Linked DNA regions of Mus musculus: region 1 is linked to region 2. The links are chromatin loops, found by intact Hi-C in ENCODE. Cell type or tissue: left cerebral cortex. All regions are shown on one strand. Links, peaks and the distances in the headings refer to the core of each region. The heading gives the core; the rest is flanking DNA.

What was found. A loop is a pair of places that touch in the nucleus more often than their neighbours do. Peaks named below come from ENCODE experiments on the same cell type or tissue, not always from the same donor. Only the 100,000 strongest peaks of a DNase experiment are listed, where the experiment ranks them.
Region 1: it touches region 2 in a loop (1.8-fold over the local background); 1 of 42 quality-filtered maps calls a loop at or near these places.

What each region holds. Positions count from the first base shown.
Region 1 is chr8:45,911,698-45,919,262 of GRCm38, reverse strand. It overlaps Pdlim3 (PDZ and LIM domain 3), which reads right to left. Exons shown (of 8, transcript NM_001374652.2): 5 at 5,303-5,566; 6 at 4,004-4,134; 7 at 1,694-1,805; 8 at 1-438. The coding sequence ends at 249. Among named protein-coding and RNA genes, the nearest start is that of Ccdc110, 19 kb to the left of the region's middle. In left cerebral cortex, for the core only: no CTCF peak of the experiment used is centred there; a DNase peak (open chromatin) is centred at 4,130.
Region 2 is chr8:45,837,924-45,845,488 of GRCm38, reverse strand. It overlaps Gm51530 (a long non-coding RNA gene), which reads left to right. Exons shown (of 3, transcript XR_003947383.1): 2 at 176-268; 3 at 456-934. Among named protein-coding and RNA genes, the nearest start is that of Gm51530, 3.9 kb to the left of the region's middle. In left cerebral cortex, for the core only: no CTCF peak of the experiment used is centred there; a DNase peak (open chromatin) is centred at 4,455.

The DNA.
Region 1 (7,565 bases), core at 2,138-6,137, 74 kb before region 2:
GTCTATTGCTGTCCCCAAAGATAAGGAATTGCAATCCATAGATAATACTTGTCTTTTGTCAGCAGGCAGGCCTTTGCCTCCCCTCCCCGTGTTTTTCCCTCTCTACACAGCAAGATAAATGTCTAAAAGCCTCGGCTTTAGAGTGGGAGGTGACTGTTCGCACTTCTCTTTCTTGAAGTCCTCCACACCATCAGCCGGTGTTTGCGGGTGTGCGCATGTGTGCGTGAGTGTTCTTGTCTGCAAAGGATTTAAGCTTTGGGGTACAGAGTGACGGTGTCGTAGCCCTCTGGGGGCCTCGTGCGGGCTCTCGCGTGCGTCTCACAATACAGCTCCCCCTCCACGAAGAAGTAGCCTTTCTGCTTGAGGTTGAGGTTACAGTCGGCACACACAAAGCACTCGGGGTGCCGGTACTTATCCCGGGCCTTGACGACAGCACCTCTGTGGGGAGAAGACACAGGTACAGATAGGTGAAAACATCACAGAAAGAGAAGAGAGAGCGTGCTGCCTGTTTCACAGTCAGGGAACCACAGTGCGCACGGTGTATTTGTATGTGACAGCTCGACCCCACACACCACCACCTTTCTCTGTGAGGTGTGAATAATCTTTAGGCGCTCAGACAGGTAACCCACATAACCTATGTAACTCCGCCCCCTGCCCGCCTCCCTGCCTCAGTTTCTTTACAAGTGGGAGCCATGACTATGGAAGCCGAACCCCATAAAGGGGTAGTGGTGACTGAGCCAGGCTGTGAGCTGCGAGTTGGAAGTTCCACTGATGGCTTCTTATACTCGTGGTTCAGCACTAACTCTACCCGGTAGGGATGGCACTCCCAGTGGGTGGGCTCACCTTAACCAAGGACACACAGTTTACTGTTTTTTGTTTGTTTGTTTGTTTGTTTGTTTGTTTTGTTTTGTTTTGTTTTTTTTAGGAACGATGACTAGTTTTTGAGGGTGGGGGCACTGTGAGTTGTGCGTTTTCAGAAGTGCTGCTAAGCCACCCCCTTTTCTCTCGGGCCCCTCTCTGTTCCCTTAGTTCTAAGTGGGATTCTCTTCCCCACCTCTCTCCTAGACAACCGGACAAATCTTGTCTCTCCTTGTGGTGGGAGAAGAGGATGAAAGGGTGGGAGAAATGTCCACATGAGACACATTTAAGGAAGATAGGACTCCCTCGAAAAATATGAATTAGCAAAGGTGGCTGTTTATATATACATAGTTTCTTGATAATGTAGGCTGACTATATTTTAAAGATTTCCATCTTGATAATTGTATAATTAAAACTGCTGGTCACAAAATGCTTTTTAATTCATAATCTAATGGTCCCTGCATTTGTTTCTCTTCTATAGAGAAAAGTAAGTATCCAAAGATTATATATTAATGAAATTATTTTTTAAAATAGAAAACATGATTCATAGAAATTGTTTTCATATACATGTTTGGGCAGTTTTCTTTTAGTTTGTTTTTATCTCACACAAGCATTTCTGAATATACAGACTGCTGACTTAAGTTCTATGACAATTTGGGGTTATGACTAAGGCACATTGGCCAGATATGCTAAAGTGTTATAAATGTTCTATTTTAAGTTAATGAATAGAAATTTAACTTTTCCAAAATTGCCTTTTCTATATAAAGTACAAGAGATGGAAAACCGCCAGCAAGACACAGAGTGAATTTCCAAGTCACTTAAAAGCGAGACATACACAATACCACTCCCACACTTGTCACAGAGCGGCATCCTCTGGGCACTGCCAGCCCCACCGTGGACTTTCGTAACCGGAGCCCTCACGCTTCGAGTTCCAGCCGGACGGTCATCTGAAAAACAAAGTGTTTCCATTTATGGTGGGGAACAGCTGGCTCCAGTTTGTACTCGGAGACTATTTTAAAGCGAGCACTTTAACGTCTATTTTAAAGTGTGCACTTTAGCCCAAGGAATTCTTCAGTCGCATCTGTGGTTTCAAAGGGAGCAGGGCCCACTGGTGTAAAAGAGACGTGGTTCTGAAATAGGTCCCTTTAAAATGAAACTACGTACAAAATGCGCTGCTGGGAACCATGGCAAGATGCTACAAGGGTTGGGCATTTTTCATTGGATGCCCCGCCCACCCCTCCACCCCACCCCCCACCCCCGGAGACAGGGTTTCTTTGTGCAGTTCTGGCTGTCCCAGAACTCTTTTGTAGACTAGCCTGGCCTCTAATTCAGAGTTCCGTTTGCCTCTGCCTCTCCAGTGCTGGGATTAGAGGCGTGCGCCACCATACCTGACACTCTCATGCTCAGCCACCGCAAACTCAGGATCATTGTGTATCTGCCGACTGTTACGGTCCACAGACAAGAGCTGGGGACCGCGTAACCACCAGACAGGAAATGTGCTTTCCTTTCTTTTCAGACCCTGGAAACCTCTTCTTCACTTTTTGTGTACTGTGTTGTCTGTCCTAGAGATCTCAGATAAACAGAGCCAACATGGCCTTGGCTGTCACGTCCTGTTTCTGTCACCTAGCATAAGGCTTTCAAGGCTCCTCCCTACGCTAGTGTCATTCAGAGCCTCGGGCCTTTTAGAGGTGGATAGCATTCTTTCCCTGGTAGGCTATCAGACTTTATTTATCCACTGGTGTCTCAATGGCTACCTGAGTGCTTCCACCCATTTGGTCCTTGTTAATAAGGAGAATACCACTGTACAAGTGTGTTTTCCTTTCTGCTTTGAGATGTCTGTCTAGGCACAGAATTGCTGGGTCACTTCTGCCCCACCTTCCTTCCAGATTAGATGCCTACCCTTTTTTTTTTTTTTAAAGAATCCTCCATCAGAAATGATGGACCTTATATACGTCTCCCTTGTTTACTGGAGAACACTGATTATTAGATTTATTTATTTATTTAATCACTTTACATCCCACTTACCGACCCCCTCCTGGTCAACCCTTCCCACAGTCCTTCCTACACCCCCTCCCCTTATCTTCTGAGTGGGTAGGGGCCCATCTGGATATTCCTCCCACCCTGGCACCTCACATCTCTGAGGGGCTATGTTCATCCTCTCCCCCTGAGGTCAGGCAAGGCAGTCTAGCTAGTAGAATGTATCCCACATACAGGCAACAACCTTTAGGATAGCCTCCATTCCAGTGGATGGAGCTTGGGGACTCTTATGGAGGAACAGGAGGAAGGATATCAGCCCCCTAAGGGGATAAGAACTCCACAGGAAGGCCAACAGAATCAACTCTCCTGGCCCCTTGGGGCTCTCAGAGTCTGAACCACCAACCAAAGAACATGCACAGGCCAGGCCTTCTCGTTCATATGTAGCAAGTCTGCAGCTTGGCCTTCATGCGGGTCCTGAACAGCTGGGTCATTTCTTGATGAACTTTGTAAGAGGCAGCGGCTCTGCTTTCCTGAGTGGTTTGTGCCATTTCACATCCATACAAGCAATGCGCACAGTTTGCTATTATATCTAAGACTTTACCAACCCATCTTAATGGGGGCACTTTTGCCTTTTGTGTGACTCTTAAAGGGCAGTATGTATCTTAAAGGGCAGTATGTATCTTTTGGGGGGACAAAAAGCATGAACTGGAGTATGAGCCAGAGAAGAACAGAAGTGGGTGAGAGGTCAGCTCTCCATTGTACCACCTGTGTGACCTTCTCTAACGCCACTTTTCTTATGCCTCTGTTTCTCATTCGTCAAATGGGGCAAATAATGGTTTCTGTCTTCCTGAGTCATGGTGAGAGTTCGGTAAAACTATCTGCAAGGTGCTTCGGCAAAGAATGAGGTGCACGGTAGGTTTGATTTCATGCTTATCTCTCTCCCCAAGGTTGCTAATACTCTAAGGAGTGGGGAGGGAAGGCTGAGAAATCTTACAGCATCTGTTGAAAACGAACTCTTTGATTAATCAACTACAGCGGCCCCTGACTACTATGGATAGAATTTGGGTTTGGGACCTCTTTATTTAAATGAGTGGCTTCATTTTAGTCCTCCCTCTCCACCCATCCAAGGGCCATTACAGAAATGTCAGTAGACACTGATGGCGCTCACCAGGCCCGTCATTCACCAGATCCTGCAGCACCCTGAAGGAGCCCGACTGGCGAGGAGCGGCTGGGTCATCCCGGTTGTCATGGAGCATGCGGTACACGTCCGACTGAGGGGGCACTGAAGCTGTGGGTTCACTGAAACACAAATATAGCTGGTGACACATCATCAGGAGCCCCGGGAGGCAACGTGACAACAAATATCCTCCTCTGTTTACAGCAAGAGCTGAGCAGGGCTTACTCTCAAGTGAATCTCTTGGATAAGAAATACCATTTGAATTCACCTAGGTGAAATCTGCCAGGACATGGCAATTTTCAAAGACAAGACTTATGTCTGGTTGATGGCTGTATAATTACAGATATGAACAAAACTGCCCCCCCCCTTTCCCTCCCAGAAAAAAAGACAGCAGACACAGTAGTGTAGGAGGGACTCCTTTTGATTATTCTTACTCATAGAAGTTTAAATATTCCTATTTATGATATGAAACCAAGTTTCACATAGTTTGTAAGTTGATGAAATTCACCCGGCAGTGTTTCTAACCACATACTGCAGTAACTCATCAATGTGTTTGTTAAACTGATTATGCAATTTTTGAGAGAGTCACATTGATAATAATGAAACTTTTAAAAACATTATTTATTATTACTTTTTCATAGTAATAAAACTAAGTTTTATCTACTGTGCTTTTAGTAAGTATATTAATAATAAATGATTAAAGATGTAATTCTACTTGTCAGGCAATATTAAAAGAAGCAATGGGATTTTATTTCATAATAAATCTTTTAAATAGGAGGAGCTCCGTGACAAAGTACTTGGAGCAGACATTAACAATGAAGAAGAAACTAGTCAGAATAAGGACTAACAGGAGTTGAATGTCTTCACTAACAACTGGAAACATCTGCTTATAAAAACTTAAAGCAATGCAAACATTTAAAACAGCAAAAACAATTCCTCTCGGCACAATCCCATTAGAAAAACAGAAAGGATCATCTCATAATAGTGTTTGGACACGCCCCCTCCCGTTTCGTCACCTACAAAAGACAGCCGATGTAAGTAAAATCTTAAGCCACCTCTGAGAATACTAAATCCTGGCACTTACAAAGAACACTGCAACTTTTAAATGGAGATTTGGTCTTTATGTGATTTGATTTTAACCAGGCTTAAATGTTTGCAAAACATTTTTTCCCCCTTAAAGCTTTTGCATAGCCTTCTTTCCACCAAGACAATGTTAAAAGACAGCATTAAAAGTCGACATCAGCCACATGTTTAGTCAGTATGCCCCCAGTTCAAAAAGACTCATATTACCTCATGGAGGATGTCTCCCCTAGAGCTGTGGCAACCTGACCCTGAAGTGTTTCCATAATATTGTCATCTGAGTACAACTGCATAGGCGTGTTAAACTGAGCGTGTACGATCTTCACGCCCGGAAGTTCCATTTCCAAAGGAATGTTAGGGGCCATCTTAGCAGCAACTTTCAAGTCACCCGGGCAGATTGTACTAACGGTACTGACGGAAGAAGGGGTGCTACGTCCACTGCCACAGTCAACACCGGAAGGAGTGCTGCAGCCACTGTGTTAATGACCGCGTTACGCAAAGGTGATGCAGGGAACCGGAAGAACACAGAAAAACGAGTACAGAGAAGTTAGAAGGAAGTAGGGACAGAAGAGGCCATCACATCAATCTAAAACACCGGCTAGAAGGGGTTTCGAAAATTGACTTTGTAAAAGGTACATGCAAAAAAAAACCGTGAACAAATCTAAAAGTCGCGGGCGATACTGCATTTGTTGGCTCAATTCTGTCAAGTTGAGGGTTAACACGTACACGAGTTGTACTTTATAAAGCAGGTATATAACACACCTGTCCTCGTTGTCTTAAAAGTAGGTGAAATAATTTAGTTTCTGACGATATCACAGGTAAATGGTAGAGGGAGATTAGCTGGATATCCCTTTATGACTCTGAATTTTATAATTAAAGTATTAATGACTGCTGTTTAATGAATAGTATCACTTTGCAGTGTTAAAACTTAGGCTAAATGTTTCAAAATAAGCATGCTTCAGTCATAAAGTCAAGCTTTGACTGCAAAATCATTCATTACCTATGGATAAGGCTAAATAAAGATTTTTAGAGCTATTTTATCAACATTTTACTGTTACTATTTCAATATATTATTTTTTTGTTCACTTATTTTTGTTAAGAACATACTTTAAAAACTGTTCTGTAACTTAATACAGGAGCTAGAAACGGTCAATAAATGTGTATCCCCTTGCCCTTGATGACGACAGAGCAAATAGTTCACCTCCCATTATTTAGATGCTACTCAAGGCTAATGTTTGTCTCCTTTGTACACATATGCCTCATGCAAGATTTTGGTCACACACATATATTTCCATGCATGTTTTGTATTTCCCTTTAAGGAGAAAGTTTAGGGACTTTAGTAATATTACAGAGGTTGGTCACCCTAGTCAAGAACTAGGGAGATTTTGTACTCTTTATGAAACTGAATTGGAGACCAGGCACAACTGACATGCATTTTGTTAATTAACTAATCAATCAATTAATTAATTAATTTGGCACTGGGAATTGAACCTAGGGCCACATGCATGCTAAATAGTCAGTCTCTGAGCTACATCCTTAGGGACAGTAAATCCACACAGACATACATTTTATGAGAAACTGGAATGTATTAAGAGAGTCTTCAAAAATGCACAGCCATTTAGAAGAAAGCAAAAAGAGGTACTGGTATTAAGGTAAACCTCTGTTATAATCGATTGCCTGTTTGTTACTGTTGCAGTGAACTTGAGACAGGTACATCATATATGTGATCAACAATATGATCAACAATAAGGTCAACAATCTGATCTATGACTGATGGGGCCTCAACTCTGCATTTACTTTAAAGGGCTACTGTTTTTACCATAGAGCCCCACATAGACACCAAAACCCAACACCCAACAGGTTGCTGAGCAGTGGGCTTGTAAAGTCAATGTCGTAGCTGGTTAGTTTAGAAAATATCATCAATAATTTAGTTAATTTTTTTTTTCGAGACAGGGTTTCTCTGTATAGCCCTGGCTGTCCTGGAAACTCCTTTGTAGACCAGGCTGGCCTCGAACTCAGAAATCCACCGGCCTCTGCCTCCAAAGTGCTCGGATTAAAGGCGTGCGCCACCACCGCCTGACCCAACTTCTTACACCATCCCTTTAACTCCTGCCTATTGAGAATCTGTTTAAAATCCAACCAGTACACAAGTTAGGTCATGGACCAAAATAGCATCTGACCTTTTTTAGGCTCAGCACTATTTCCCAAAATTGAGTTTAACTGCTAAAAGAAAGGAAGAAACGTTCTTCTTGTAGAGCAGATTGGTCAGGGTTAAATGATTTGATGTAAGCAGAATGAGGTTCATGAACTTGGAAAATGGGCCTTGGAGACAGTGGGTTAAATCTTGAGGGACTTGGGCCAAAAATAATGGATCCACTTAGGAAAGATTGAGAACGTCTCTGGCTTCCTGTGTCCCGTGTGGGATGCTAGATGCTGGATAAACTATTATCAATGGGAATTCAGAGATAGGCTT
Region 2 (7,565 bases), core at 2,225-6,224:
CCTGTTTTCTCAACTAGTCGTTCTCAGGCTGGCAAGAGGGAGCTGACTTAAGTGCAGAAACATTTCAACTTCCAGAAAGATTAACTAGCTGTGAGCACCCCCACACATCCTCTGCAGAGTTCGACGCTAAGGTCAAGTCTGTGAGCTTTTTACAAACGTGATGACTTTCCTGCAGTTCTCCATCTGAAATGTAACATCCATCAGAACTTTGCCTGCGGCCTGCTCTCCCTTCTTCCCACCCCTGCTCTGGGCTCCGGCTACTCTTTGGGTGAGTGTAATTTCCACTGCTCAGAGCTTTACCTATCCTTGCAAACACACAATCGTCAACAGTCTCTTGATGCTTCCCCCTGGTGTTTGACGCTCAAGACTAAAAATAGCAAGACACGAAGCCTGGCGAGTTCTCCAAGGAGATAAAGTTGAATAACATAACTGGATTATTCTTGGTTATCTTGCAGATATCCGCGTGACCAGACGTCTCCAAGTGGTGGTGAGATCATTTCTAGTCTCCTCTTAATCTGTTCGCAGATGGCTTCTGAAGACATTCTGAGAGGGTCATATTTACTTTTTTTTTTTAAACCCCTCAAGACAAAGGCAGCCAACAGTGTTGGAAGTTTACCCATCGAGTTGGCATTTTGACTTTCACAAGTAACTTCGGGTCCCCCCATCCCTTTCTTTTCTTTTCCCATCTCAGGCTTTTCTCTTGGGCTGGGGTGGTGGGCAGTTGAGAAGGAGTGGAGCTGTACTCTTTCAAAGTGGTTGCCAAGAAAGACTCTTCTCTGTTTATAGGCTCCTAACACATCCTGGCAGCTGAAGTACAAATATGGTGCTGTGCTTCCCGGGAGGGGTGGACGGAGGCCAGCAATTAGCAGCCTGGAGCACAAAGGCCCACAATGAGGTCTTTGAGTGTGTTGGCTGGCATCATGGGTCCACAGATTGCTTGCTAGAATTCAAAAAGGCGTTTGCCTCATGCCCTCAGTGACACATTTATTTCCACAAATCAGCCATGCTTGCATAACTTGACTGAATTATAAAGGAGCAGAGATTCCCCCCACCCCCATTTTTGCATCCTAAGGAAACTTTGGCTGCACAGGAGCTAAAACTCAGTCTTGATTTGTATCCAGTTTTAAGACACGCATCACTGATCTTTGGGGAGGAGGTTGTGATGTCACAGTCTGAGGCAGGCACCCCAGGGTAGGCATAGCCTCATTTGCCACTCTTACCCTTTTGTTTTGGAGAGTTATTCTATTTTGTATTTGAGACAATGTCTCATTTATGTACTCTGGGCTGGCCTAGAACTATGTAGGGCCAGGCTGGTCTTGAACCTGTAAAGATCTGTCTGCTTCTGCCTCTGAAGTGCTGAGACTAAAGGCTGGTGCTCCCATGGCTGTCATATTCCATTTTGTTTGCTGTAGAGCAGGCTGGTAGTGATGGTATTGCAAAGAAAAGAGGATGGTGGCACCTTTCTGTTTAACCCCAGGGTATGAGTGGATGGTGTGGTCTGAATGTGTTTCCCAGAGTGCACGTTAGAACTCAGTCCCCTACTGAAAGTGATGTGAGTGACCTGTGATGGGAGATCAGTGCCACCACCCTAGCGTTGCATTAGTTATCCCTAGGAACACACTTCAGATAAAAGGACAGCCTCACACCCCATGTCCTTCACACCCCGTACCCTCTTCTCTCTTCTCTTTTCTTTCCTCTCTTCCCCTCTCCTACCTTCTACCAAGGGATGACACAGAGGGAATCGCCTCACTGGATATTGCCCTGGATCTTGGCTTCCCAGTCTCTAGAGCCATGGAAAATAAACCTCTCATCTTTATAAGTCTTTCTTCCAGAATGGACTAGGACAGTGAGCATCTGGGTTCTTCATTACATTACATTATATATAAATGGTTGCCCGGGGAGACTCACAGTCCGTAAATGATGCTTATTGAGAATGTGGTCCAGAGGGAATGGGATGAATGTCTTGTCTTCAATCAGACACAGTGGTACAACACTAGAATAGCCTGGCGATGACTGGCAGAAAAGGCTGAGAAACAGGGGCTGTCAACGGGGTGCCACCACTCTGTTTTGATGAATATCAACTCATTCAATATTCATGCAGCCCTAGCACGTGGGTACTGTTCACATATTGAATTACAACAACTAAGAAGGCAGAGTAAACTGTTTTAGGTCTAGCCATTTTGATTCAGAGCCATTATCATGTTCCCAGGTGGTCCAATGGATAAACAACCAGGACCTGCAACTTTCTCTCCCCTGTTGTTGTGTTTGTTTTTGTTGGGCAAGGTCTTGTTGTATAGCCCAGGTTGGCCCCAAGATCAAGATCCTTTCACCTCTGGTGTGTGTGTGTGTGTGTGTGTGTGTTCATGTGTGCATGTATGCATGTGTATGCACATGTGAATCAGATCAGATCAGGGTGTCTTGTCTCTTTATTGCTATCTGGTGTGTGTGTATGTATGTGTGTGCACATGTGAATGTGGAGGTCAGAGAAGCGTGCCTTGTCTCTCTTTTGCTATCTGCCTCCTTGCCTTAAGGAAGTTCTCTCACTGAACAGGAAGCTAGCCATTTGATTAGGCTGACCACTGAGCTCCCGGACCCACTATCTTTACCTCATATGCCTCTGCCTTCTGAGTTCTGGGGAAACAGAGATGCGGTAACACACCTGGTTTCTTGTTATTCACTTTTTACCAAAAAAATATCAAAAGTAGGATTCCCATCTCCTGAGAGAATTGTGCCCTGTAAGGATATTTTCATGGACTTAGTAGAAGAGAATGCTTTGAATCACCTCTCTTCTCATTTTCTACAAGCCTTTTTAATAAAGGTGTTGTGTGTCCTTGAATAACTTTGACAGAGATACATGGAACTGTGATCAGAAAACACTAAAAACTTTAGTAAGTTAGAGACAGAGAGTGAGAGAGAGTAAATGAGAGAGCAAGAGAGTGAGTGAGAAAGAGAACAAAAGAGAGAACAAGAGAGAGAGAGAGCAAGAGAGGGCAAGAAGACACTGGGCATTGGTTCTGTCCTCCTATGCAGGGCCTTGGGACTAAACTCACATTATCAATTTGGGTAGCAAGCACCTTTACCCACAGAACTGTCTTGCCAGCCCAATAATTCCTTTTAACATAGCCTCCAACATAAAACCTGAGCCTCAAAATTTAGTCCTTTGTGCCACATCAAATTTCCCTGAGCAAGCAATCATGGATAGACTATTGATTCTGGGTGTGAACTATGTCAGAAATTATCTATAAGTAAATGGTGGCTATCAGAACCAACCTGTCATGCATAAGCTCCTACAAGACAAATGTGACACATTCATGTCACTATAAGTTGAAGAAGTGGGGTAGTTGTCGTTGCCTTCAAAGTGAAGGCCACACTCATGGTAACCTGCCTTTCATCACCTACAGGTGACTTCACATTTGTGGTTCTCTGTAATACCTCTTTCTTCCCTTAGAAACTCCTGTCATATATTTCTTTTTTAACCCCCCCACCCCATATGTTCATAAAGCAACTAGGAGAGAAGAATTCTGGGAGTAATGTAATATCCACATACAGGAAACTAAAACTGAGGCTGACAACAGAACTTAGTTTTCATTTTTATACACTTTTGCATGTGATTATTTTTAATAAAATTTGAGTGTCACTCACTTTCCATGATATAAAATACTCAGAGGGCCAGCAAGATGGCTCAGTGGGTAAAGCCTGAGTTTGGTCCCTAAAACTCATGTAAAAGTGAAAAAGAAAGAGCCCCTCCCCCCCCCCTCCGCAGTGTCCTCTGACTTCCACACATGCTGTGGTGTGTATGTAACCGTACTCTGTACACACAGGAACAATAATAAGTAAATCATTTGAAAAGCTAGCAATGCGGTGGGCAGATGGCTTAGTTGATAAAGCTCTTCCCAAGTAAGCATAGGGACCCAAGTTCGATTCCCAGAACGTTGCTGAGCATGACTACGTGGTGAGGATCTGAGGGAAGCCTTGGGTGTTCAAAGAGAGGTGGGACTCAGAGCACATGAGACATGAATACTTAGAACTTTTAACTCAAGCCAAGTGCACTGGTTGGCTTTGTGTCAAGTTGCCACAAGTTAAAATCATCAGAGAGGAAGGCACCTCAGCTGAGAAAATGCATCCATGAGATCCAGCTGTAAGGTACTTTTCTCAATTAGTGATCAATGAGGGAGGGCCCAGTCCACTCTGGGGGATGCCATCCTTGAGCTGGTGGTCATAGATTCTGTAAGGAAGCAGAATGAGCAAGCCATGGGGAGCAAGCCAGTGAGCAGCACCCTCTGTTGCCTCTGCATCGGCTCCTGTCTTTGGGTTCCAGCCCTGCTTGAGTTCCTGTCCTGGACTATGAACTGGAACTGTAAGCCAAGCCAACCCTTTCTTCTCCAACTCCCTTTTTGGTCATGGTATTTTGTCACAGCAATAAAACCATGACTAAGACACCAGCAAAAACTCCAGTGAGCACCAAAATTATCTTCTGCTGAGAGCATCGAGCAAGCAGTGAGAAAACAGGGTGGAGATAGCTCACAGAGGAGAGCATATTCGAGCTGCATTTTGAAGGATTTGTTTATTCACTCTTAAGACATTATTGAACACATTCTGAATGCCAGACATCAAAATAGACTCAGTGGTAAAAACCAAAGCAAACCAATCAAACCAACCAACCAACCAACCAAATCCCAATACATGTCCAAGTCTCACTTTCAGATTAGATACAGATGCAGAGATGGCATCACAAGTCATGACATGGTAAGGCTGACGTGGTGAGGCATGGACTTGACTAGAGCAGATAGTCACAATCTTGGTGATGCAGGTAGTGTGGGTCTCTGACAGGAGATACCATCACTAGCCAAGAGTTCAGTCAGAACCATTTGTACCTGAGGGGCACTGATCCCGGGACCGGAGTTGTCAACACACCTCCTGCAGAGGCTAAAAGAGATGTCATCTCACCCTTGTATCATGGCACCAGCATTTAGGTGTCCCTTATGGGTAGCTGAACTTGAAAAGGAAGAAGAGAAACAACATGCATGTGAGTGTAGTTTAAGCTTAGTGTTTACCCAAACTTCCAGTCCAAAACTGGAAAAAACTCTGAGGTAACACTGACTGCTAAAGTCGATTGCTCAAATCAAATTAAATCAAATCAAATACTGATGGCTCAACTTTTACTGCTGCCTCGATGAAAGGGAGTTCAGAGGGGGAATTCAGTGGGTCACACAGTTATGTTTACATTTGTATAAGTCTCTAAAGCAGGAAATCCATGGAGACAGAAAGTTAGATGAGTGTTTATCAGGGGCTGCGGAGCAGAAGTGGGAGCGGCTGCTAATGGGTCTGGAAGTTTCCTTTGGAAGTGATAATAGGGTTCTGGAATTAGAAAACAGCAACGGTTTTCCAGATTGGTGAGCCTTGAAGACTTTAAAGCGATCTGGTCTGTGACTTGGTGACTTGTATCTCAGTGGAAACACAATGATTAGATTGGTTAAAGAAAACAGAAGCTAAGATTTCCTTTATGGATCTGAATGGTGATATGCACAAAGTCTGCTATCTCTGACAATTGTTAATCAAGCCATGCTTCCTCCAGCCGTCCCAAAGCTGAGGCATGTCGGATGAAAGCCCATGACTCCATGACATTATTCCTACTCAAACAATAAGCCAGGATAGGAGTTCAATGCGGCTACCATGTATAGAAAACAAGTTCTTACACACACACAAAAAGAAGCAGCGTGCAGGGTGCTGATGTCAGTGTGAGGTTCCATATGCAAACCCAGTTATTTTAAATCAACTTTTTACCTGCTGACTTCCCCCTGTGCTTTTAATAAAACAGATAAGTCTTATAATCTATCAGAATGCTTGTTAAAAACATGCCATTGAATTTCTTGATATCATTGGATATACTGAATCATTACAAATTTTTGAATTAGGTCTTTGCGAATTAAAAAAATATTGATTTATTTTAATTTTAAGTGTATGAATGTTTTCCCTGCTTGTCTGTGAGCCAAGTGTATGCCATGCCCGTGGAGGTCAGAATTGGGGTGGGATTCCCCTGGAACTGGAGTTACAGATAGTTGGGAGTTACCAGTGTGGGTGCTGGGAAGTGAACTTAGGTCCTCTGGAAGAGCAGCCAGTGCTCTTTAACCCCTGAGCCATTTTTCTCCAGTCCCAAGTCTTTATATCCTTAGAAGAGAAAACTTATGTGTGGAAATGAATTGCTACGGTTCTGTATTAACAGCAAGATGGGGTGAATTCATTTTGTTCCCATCGTCTCTGCATTTGGCTACACTGTCACCATATTCTTCAAACCCCAGAGCTGACCAGTGGCCAGTCCTCGCTCAGCTTACCCCTCTGATGCCTGGATATGAGTCCCTGACTGCTGCCGTGGTTTATTTTACCATCTTTTGCATCTGCACCCTTCTGTCTGTGGACTGCTTGCTGGCCATCTGGCTTCTCTCACGATCTAGAGTTACCCCATTAAAGCAATCACCTGACTCACCCTTTTGAACTCTGGGTTCATCATGGCTCCCTTCTTTCTGCACCTAAGATTATTTAACTTGATAAAACTATAATTTCCATAATTTTCTCCTTTAACTCCGTTCTATCTTTATAAGCCTGGAGTTTATGATTCTTAAATGTCTTTCATAAAGACTGTTTGTTTCTTTTAGGCTTTTTGATCCATCACTGATCAAAACCCTGTTGGCTGCTTATGATTCTTTCTCAAACAAGTCGGTGAAGAAATGAATCATGGCACTGGGGTTTTTGTTGTCTATCTTGCTACTCTCCTGGATGCTTTGTGTTGATGTCTAGGAGCTTGTGGGCTCATGGTGGCCTCTGAAGTACTAAAGTATGCAGATGCACTTATCATCTACAAGTAAAAATACACACAACGCTTTCATTTGTATCTTGAGTTCTCTCTATATTTTTGTGCCGGTTTTTCTTAATCCACGTTGTGATTTTCCAGAATCCTTCAGTTCTCAGTTGAAAGTGGCCCTCCCTTTCCTGCTGTCTTCTGTTTTAGCTAGATACATGTTTCTGATGACTTTGTTTTTAAAAAAAGTAACTTTGTAAAACATATGTTTCCATTTTTTAAAAATGAGTCAAAACTTGCTTTCCTCTATCATCATCAATCATTCAGTTAAACATAGTTTTAATAGTAGAAATGGAAAGGACAACCAAAGAAATATTTAAAAATAACTTTGACGATTTTAGGAAAGAATGAGGCAAGTTATCACTTTAAGTGAGGATTCTGTGTCTTTATCAAATTAACCATTGAGAGCTCTTCAAACAGTTCTCTCTTCCCAATAATACAAATATACCAGCCTATCTGCCTGATGGTTTGGAATAGCAGAAGAAGGAAAGAATGCTGGTTATCTTCTGTCCTGAGAAGTAGGGGAGAGAGAGAGAGAGAGAGAGAGAGAGAGAGAGAGAGAGAGAGAGAGAGACAGGGACAGAGACAGAGAAAGACAGACAGACAAACAGAAGAGATTGAGATTAGGACATTTGGTTAAAGTACTTAAGGAAGCGATTGAGACTTCTGACACATCAAGAGAACTGAGCACATCTGGCCAAGGACTTAG